2 separate regions of the Homo sapiens genome follow, and region 1 is linked to region 2. Evidence: read pairs that join two places in POLR2A ChIA-PET (ENCODE). Cell type or tissue: MCF 10A. All regions are shown on one strand. Links, peaks and the distances in the headings refer to the core of each region. The heading gives the core; the rest is flanking DNA.

Region 1 (4,395 bases), core at 249-4,248, 190 kb before region 2:
AATCTCAGCTACTCTGGAGGCCGAGACAGGAGAATAGCTTGAACCTGGGAGGTGGAAGCTGCAGTGAGCTGAGATCATGCCATTGCATACCAGCCTGGGGGACAGAGCGAGACTCTGTCTCAAAAATAAATAAATAGAAAAAATGATAGATTTATTCTTGGGCAAATCAGTAGATGATAGAACCATTTACTGAAAAAAAAAAAGTGCAGGAGAACAACTTTGGTTGGGAAGGGAGTTGGTTAGACATGATGACTCAGTTCTGGAAATGTTGAGTTCGAGATGTCTATGGAATAACCACATGGAAATATCCAGACAACAATGGGATATATAGGAGAGATGACAACTGGGCTGAAGGTAAATACTTGGGAGTCCTTAGTGTGTAAATGGCAATTTGTTCCATTGGAGTAGATGAAAATATCTAGAAAAAGAGAAGGGTCTAGGCAGAACATCACACAGATAGAAAAAGCAACACAAGCCCGTAGCAGAGCTTGAGAAGGGATGTCCAGAGAAGTAGGAAGAGACCCAACTGAGTGTGGTATCATGGACCCCAGAGAAGGAGAGTATTTAAAAAAGGAGAGGGTAGGAAACAGTGTCAGAAGTTTTAAGATATCCTATAAGTACCAAGAAGTATCCATTAGGTTCAACAATGGAAATACGTAAGTGGCCTAGGTGAGAATTAGGTAGTGTTTGGGGCAGCCCGAAATATATAAGTGGCCTAGGTGAGAATTAGGTAGTGTTTGGGGCAGCCCAGTTTATAGTGGGTTGAGACATGAGTGGTAGGTAAGGAAGTAAAAATAGCCAGTGTAGACAACTCTTTCAAGAAGTTTGGATTTGAAGGGGAGGTGAGAGATAGGGTAGTAGCCATGGATTTGGCATTTCAGCTGATTTTGAACTATAATGAAAAGAACATGGATTTTGAATCAGACACATCTGGATTTGAATTTCTCCTCCACCAGATGTGAGATCCAGAGCATATTATCCAAGACATAGTAGGCTTTCAATAGATGTTTTGTTTTATTTTATTTTTTGAGACAGGGTCTCACTTTGTCTTCCAGGCTAGAGTACAGTGGCACGATCACGGCTCACTGTGGCCTTGACCTCCCAGGTTCAGGTGCTTCTCCTACCTCAGTCTCTTGAATAGTTGGGACTATAGCTGTGCGCCACCATGCCTGGCTAAATTTTTGTGCTCTTTTTAGAGACAGGGTCTCACCTGGTTGCCCAGGCTGGTATCGAACTCCTGGGCTCAAGTGAACCTCCCACCTCAGCCTCCCAAAGTGCTGAGATTACAGGCACAAGCCCCCAGACCCAGCTTAGATGTTTTATTGAATGAGCAAATAAAATATCCTCCATCTTCTGGGAGGAAGTTTTCTCGTTTATAAAATGCTTACCTGACTACTTTATTGGTAGCCCTTAATGAAATAGTGTCATAGTTCCTTACCTGTGACATTCCACTTATTCCCGGGCCTGACTTGCTTCAGCAAGCCGTCTGAGCCCCTCCAAGTGTTTCTTAAGATAGCCATGTGTTAGGGCTAGGTGCAGTGGCTCACGTGTATAATCCTAGCACTGTGGGAGGATAGCTTGAGCTCAGGAGTTTGAGACTAGCCTGGGCAACATGGCAAGACCCCATCTCTATAAAAAATACTCATGTGTTATAATATTTATTTTGAGATATATTAATATCTCAGAGTTTATCATTTCATCGCTATTTTTTGCCAGGCCCTTCTTATTCCCTGTTGTTTCAAGAGTAAGTCATACATGTAAATTGTCCGATCTATTTAGACAAGTATTTCACAAAGTGAGATATGTGAAGCCCTGAATCAGAATCTCTGGGAGTTGGGATCCAGAAACCTGCACTTAAACAATAACCCTGAGTAATTTGCTGGCATTCCAAAATGTAAGAACCCTGGATTTATAATCACAGCACAGCTCTGTTTAGTGCAGTCTGGTTCTTTTGCACTCAGAAGTCAGAGGTGCTTGGACTGCTGCCCCAGTAGAAAGTGTTCAGGCTCACATACCTTGATTTTTCAAAAGAAAAGTGTTCAGTTTTATGTGGTAGTTAAAAGGTAGCAAGGAGTAACAAATATGTGTTAAAATAAATGTAGTCATTTCTTTATTTCTTCATTCCGTAGATATTTATTGAGCAACTTAGATGAATCAGAAGAGTGTGAGAAGGAGGAGAGACAAATAGCACCCAACTTCTAGACTTTTATCAGTATTGTGGGCTTATTTTCATGTGCTAAAAATACAAGACTTGCTTACGCAGAGAGCCGGGAGCTATGTTCCAGTGAGGGTGGAAACAAAAGCCTCAGTATAAGACTGTCAGGTGTTTACACAAGGGTGTGGTTTGCTCATGTGGCAACACGAGGTTGCTGGACTCCACATGCTGAGGCTCAAAGTAGAAATCACTGATCTTATGTCACATATTTTCCCAACAAACTAAGTACTTAAATCTGTATGTTGATTGAGGAAAAATAACAAACTCCTGCTCCCTCCTTCCCTAGCCATTTAATCATTAATTCAATAAATGTTTTCTAAATTCCTATAGCATGAAAGCTCTGGGGTAGGTGCTGCAGGCAAAATGAGGAGCAAACTCAGACATGGGTCATGTACTGTTGGAGCCCATAAGCTAATGAGGAGGCAGAAGTTGATCAAATAATCTTATAGATATTAGCTAATATTTTATTAAGCTTTATTAAGATATAATTTGACATCAAATTCACATACAATGCAATTCACCCATTTAAAGCATATGATTTAGTAGTTTTCAGTATACTCACAGAGTTGAGCAGTCATCACATTGGATTTTAGAACTTTTTTTTTTTTTTGAGACAGTGTCTCACTGTCACCCAGGCTGGAGTGCAGTGGTGCCATTTCAGCTCACTGCAATCTCTGCCTCCTGGGCTCAAGCAATCCTTTCACTTCAGCTTCCTGAGTAGCCGGGACTACAGGTGTGTGCCACCACACCTGGTTAATTTTTTGTTTTTTTTTATTTTTGTAGAGACACGGTTTCACCATGTTGTCCAGGCTGGTCTTGAACTCCTGGGCTCAAGCAATCCACTCACCTCAGCCTCCCAAATGTTGGGATTACAGGCATCAGCCACTGTGCCTGGTCAAAAAAAGTATTCTTTTCCTACTGACTTTTCTTGGCATGCCTGTCAGAAATCAATTGCCCATAAGTGGAAGAATTTACTTCTAGATTTTCAGTGCTATTCCATTCTTCTATTATATAGATCAACCCATGTGCCAATATTGCACTATCTTGATTACTGTAGCTTTTAGTAAATTTTGAAATTCGAATTGTGTGTCTTCCAACTTAATTCTTTTCAACATTGCTTTAGCTATCCTGAGTCACTTGCATTTCCATATGAATTTTAGGATTAGCTTGTCCAATTCTGAAAAAAAAAATGGCAGCTAAGATTTGATAGGAATTGCATTGAGTCTGTAGATCAAGTTGGAAAGTATTGCCATCTTAACAATATTAAGTATTCTAGTCCATGAATATAGGCTATCTTTATATTTACCTAGATCTTTAAATTTCTTTCAACAATGTTTTGTAGTTTTCATTGAATAAGTCTTGCAGTTCTTTTGTTAAATCTATTGGTAAGTAGTTTATTTGTTTTGATGCCATTATGAATGATATTTTCAAATAGCAATTTCTTGATTTTTTCATTGGCAGTATATAGAAGTACAATTAATTTTTGTATATTTAGCTTGTATCTTGCAGCCTTGCTAAACACATTAGTTTTGGTATATTTTTTGTAGATACAGTAGGATATTCTGCATAAAAGTTCATGTCATTGCCATTAAAGACAATTTAACTTTTTTCCTTCCAGCCTTGGTGTTTTTTTTTTTTTTTTTTTTTTTTTTTTTGCCTTACTCCAGTGCAATGTTGAATGGAAGTGATGGAAGTATACATCCTTGCTTTGTTCCTGATCTTAGAGAGAAAGCATTTAGTTTCTTGTTATTAAATATGTTATTAGTATTTTTTTCTTCATCAGTGTTCTTCATCACATTAAGAAAGTTTTCGGCCAGGTGCAGTGGCTCATGCCCATGATCCCAGCACTTTGGGAGGCTGAGGCTGGTGGATCGCTTGAGCCCAGGAGTTCAAGACCAGCTTGGGCGACATGGTAAAAACCTGTCTCTAAAAATAAATAGATAGATAGATAGACAGATAGCCAGCCAGCCAGGTGTGGTGGCTCATGCCTGTAGTCCCAGCTACTTGGGAAGCTGAGGTGGGAGGATTGCTTGAGCCCAGGAGGCAGAGGTTGCACTGAGCTGAGATCATGCCACTGCACTCCAGCCTGGGTGACGAGTGAGACCCTGTCTCAAACAAAACAAAACTAAACTAAACTAAAAAGTTTTCATCATTCCCTTTTTATTTTTTATTTTTGTGAA
Region 2 (4,395 bases), core at 224-4,223:
TGCCTGCTCATGGTAAGAGCCCAATAAAGGCTAGCTATTATTAATTTACAGTTATGCTTTAGAGAAGACATATTTATTTAATAAGAAATACTTATAGTAATACTTTTTACACCCCCCCCCCCCCGCCAAAGTGTACAATTATAAAACATCCATTTAAATAAGTTTTGCTTTTAGAATTTGGGGCTATCATATAGAGAAGGTATTTTACAGGGATGCTACTGTGTAAAAAACAAGGGAACTCTGAATTAAAAGATCACAGAGCTGTGTGACCTTGGGTTAGTAACTTGGGTGCTTCTCAGAAGCAACATGGTAAAAAGGGAGGCATGTGGGCTGATTGAACATTCTGTGCACTTGGATTTCTTAGACTTTAAAAAGAGGTGGGTGAACTGATCTCTAGTGGGTTCCTCAGGCCACCCTCAGCTCTTGAAGCTGTATGGTTGGAAATATTCTTTTTGTCTTCTCTTCCCCTTTGGATTCTTTTCAGGTTCAAATAACTAGCAAAAAAAACCCAGATTAGTCATGCAGCTTGCTTATTTCCTCATTAATTTGGTGAGTTCATGAGAAAGCAGAGAAACTCAATACTGTCATTAAAAAAAGTGTGTGGAGGGCTGGGTGTGGTGGCTCATGCCTGTAATCCCAGCACTTTGAGAGGCCGAGGCAGGAGGATCACCTGAGCCCAGAAGTTAGAGACCCACTTGGGCAACATGGCAAGACCCCATCTCAAAAAAAAAAAAATGTGCGTGGCATATAACAGGTGCTCAAATAAAATTTTTGAATAAATAATGAAGGCAGGTGGTAAATCTGTGATTACAGATTAATATTAATAGATTGTCTTAGATTAATTAATATTAATAGATTGTTCTCTCAAGTGGCAAAAAAAGGAAAGGGAATTCCAAAATCTTTGTCTGTAGCAATATCTGAAAACTAGATATAGCAATATCTGAAAACTAGAAGGGAATTAATCAGATGACTAGAAATTGATATCTGGAAGTCTGGAAGCAAAATCACACAACTGTTGCTTTTTTTAAAAAAAAATCAGGGCCAGGCGCTGTGGCTTATGCCTGTAATCCCAGCACTTTGGGAGGTCTAGGCGGGTGGATCACTTGAGGCCAGGAGTTCAAGACCAGCCTGGCCAACATGACAAAACCCTGCCTCTACTAAAAATACAAAATTAGCCAGGTATGGTGGTGTGTGCTTGTAATCCCAGTTCCTTGGGAGGCCAAGACAGGAGAATCACTTGAACCTGGGAGGCGGAGGTTGCAGTGAGCCGAGATCATGCCACTGTACTCCAGCCTGGGTGACAGAGGGAAACTCTTCCCAAGAAGAAAAAAAAAGGTCAGGATTAAAAAAGAAAATTAAAACAGTTGAATCCAAGCATAGACTTGACTATATATGAAGTTCAGAAAAAGCACAACACAAGGAAAAGTTTCCTTGAGAAGGTTTTCAAGATTCTTGAAGAAAATTATAATAATAGATTAATGAAGGCAGGGAAGAAATGGCATTTTGGCAGAAAACAGCACATGTATGTGAAGATAATAGATGGTGAAAGGTAAAAAGTACAACCCAAGACACTTGTGCCAGACCAGCTTTCATAATACTCATCAGTGTGCATGAAAATGAACAGCATTCTCATGCCTGACACGTGTTTGTTACCACCTACCAATTTTGTTCGCTCTTTTACACTGAAAGTTCTATGTCTAAACAAAATTCCGTAAACATTGAAGAATGTGCATTTGAGTTAGGGTATATATTTGCAATCGATTCCCATTCAAAGTTTGTCACTTGGCTAGAATTACATTTTATTATTAGATGCTAACACGTTAACAAACTCTTATAGAAAACATTGTATTTTATCATAATCAATAAAATATTTTTTGAGAGCAAAAGGTTTATACAGCAAAACACAAATCCTTATTCCTAAAGGAATTTCTCTAGAAGTATCGATACTACTTTTTCCATATTCTGAGGAAGGATAGATAATACAGTGGGAGGTAAATACATCTCTCTATCCAATTATCTTTTGCCTCCAGGTTGAACATATCTAATATATAATTACTGGAATACTTTCATTTGGTATCTGGGAGAAAATTTTCCAATCAGTTGATAAACAACCCAGTTATTTCAATGTAAAAAGAACACACCACACTTTCTTTATACTGTGAGCATCTAGTCCTTAACTCAATCATATTCGAGTATGCAGAAGGGGAAGGAAGGTATTTTAGGGATTCCTTCTGAGGAATAGGAAAAAAGTTTCCAGGTTACCCCACTGAAGTTCATTACTTGACTCAAGCTGTTTTTATTAGGGAAAAATTTAGATAAGTAATACCATGTATGTTTTTAAAAAGCTAAAATTTTTATAATCTAACTATTTGAGAAGATGTCAAGTTAAAATTATGTGGTATATTTTATTGTATCCCTGCTGGGAGGTAAAGATCGTGTTCTGTTTTGTTTTGTTTTTCTGTTGGAATAGAGTGTGCAGCAATGTAAGCATTGCTTAATCATGTGTCACGTAACGCTAAACACTGGCCAATTCCCTTAAATGTTTCGGACACACACACACCCTGTCACTCACATTCTCACCTGTCTCCTGGGGCTCACCGGGTAGTGAACTGTGAGCCTGTTTGCGTCCTCTGTGCCCGGGAATACTGTACCTGCTTACTCGCAGATCGGCTGCTTGGAAACCTGTGGCACCAGGTCACGTGATTGTTGCTATGAGTGTGGAGGTGCATTTCTCTTTTCTTTCTTCCTTCTTCTGTCCTGATTTTGTTTCTTTTAACTGGGGAAATGTTGCAGGTTCCCAGGTCTTTGCAGGCCCAAGTCTGAAAACTTTGGACTCCCTGGCTTATCTTTGGATTTCTCTTAGGGCACCACACCTCCTATTGAGGCTGACACTCTGGACTCTTCTGACGCGCAAGGAGGTTTGGAGCCCAGGGTGGAGAAAACTAGGCCGGAGCCCACAGAAGTCCTGCATGCCTGCAAGACCCAGGTGGCCGAGCTGGAGCTGTGGCTGCAACAAGCCAACGTGGCAGTTGAGCCGGAAACATTAAACGCAGACATGCAGCAGGTGCTGGAACAGCAGCTGGTAGGGTGCCAGGTAAGACTGAGAAGTCAGAGTTCATGGTTTGCCTCTCCACCAATCATCTGCCAAGATTGGGTGAATTTCTCTTAAAGCAACACTGTTTTTCTTTCTGTTACTCTGACCCTTACATTTATCTTGGCCTCAGCTTTTAGTTCTCAGGGTAATTCTTTGAAATGCTTTATGGAACTATCTTATTTGAGGGGACAGTAGTGTTCAGAATCTAGGAGTCTAAATCCAGCTCTGTCACATTAGCTGTGAACTTCGGGAAGTGAACTTCTCAGCCTCATTTTCCTTATATAGTAGGTTATCTTATAGGATTTTTGTCAGGATTAAATAAGGTATTTAAAGTAGTGTCGCAGGATTTAAATAAGGTATTTAAAGCAGTGTCATAGGATATAAAGTTATCTCATAGGATTTTTGTCAGGATTAAATAGGTATATAAAGTATATAACAAGTGCTCAGTAAATGCTATTATTTTATTCAATTTTAGTAAGTAATTAGAATATTCATTCATCATAAATGAAACCAAAAGTATTAATTTGCAAAATTGAAGATACAGCATAAAAGGGCTTTGCAACCATTTTACTAGGAATGCCCTGGGTTTTGCTTGGGAGGGGCAGGGATATAAACTTCCTTGCCGCTAGTCGCTCTGAGTAAAGCTTGCCGGCTCAGCCCGAAGGTTGGGGTTTCTAATCCCTCCAGGGAGAGGCTAGAATGATGACATTGCAACAGCATAATCGAGTGTCACAAGAGCAGGGGCACGCGAGCTGCTTGCAAAGGCCTCTCTCCCAGCTGCACTTAGGAGACCAGACTTGTCTTTATCATATGGGCTTGTCTGCCAGGATGAAGACATCCTCTTGTCTCAGAGTTCGCATATCACTAGCCCTGCCACAGGGAGCGTTTCCTGCTGTAGCCTGTTATGTTGTTGTGGGAAGCCTGCCTTTGATCCACAGTTGTGCATTCTCCCCTTCTATGTAAGCCCATAGTCTTAACAACATCCAGGAACCAGACAGACAGGCCAGCCTCCTTTTCTGTGCATCTCGGCACCTCTGATCTCAAAAGTCAGTTCTTTTTTTTTTTTTTCGGGGTCTCACCCTGTCACCCAAGCTGGAGTGCAGTGGAGCAATCATAGCTCATTGCAGCCTCGACTTCCTGGGCTCAGGTGATCCTCCCACCTCAGCTTCCTGGGTAGCTGGGACTACAGCCCTGCACCACCACACCCGGCTACTTTTTGTATTTTTTTGTAGAGATGAGAGGTCTCACTATATTGCCCAGGCTGGTCTCGAACTCCTGGGCTCAAGCGATCCACCCAAGTC

What was found. Peaks named below come from ENCODE experiments on the same cell type or tissue, not always from the same donor. Only the 100,000 strongest peaks of a DNase experiment are listed, where the experiment ranks them.
Region 1: POLR2A ChIA-PET joins it to region 2 with 6 read pairs; 2 of 35 experiments call an interaction of 5 or more read pairs at or near these places.

Annotation. Positions count from the first base shown.
Region 1 is chr14:63,920,994-63,925,388 of GRCh38, forward strand. The region is part of intron 2 of SYNE2 (spectrin repeat containing nuclear envelope protein 2); the gene reads left to right. Among named protein-coding and RNA genes, the nearest start is that of SYNE2, 70 kb to the left of the region's middle. In MCF 10A, for the core only: no CTCF peak of the experiment used is centred there; DNase peaks (open chromatin) are centred at 1,848 and 2,298.
Region 2 is chr14:64,110,478-64,114,872 of GRCh38, forward strand. It overlaps SYNE2 (spectrin repeat containing nuclear envelope protein 2), which reads left to right. Exons shown (of 116, transcript NM_182914.3): 66 at 2,864-3,094. Among named protein-coding and RNA genes, the nearest start is that of MIR548H1, 18 kb to the left of the region's middle. In MCF 10A, for the core only: no CTCF peak of the experiment used is centred there; DNase peaks (open chromatin) are centred at 524, 2,564, 3,094 and 3,814.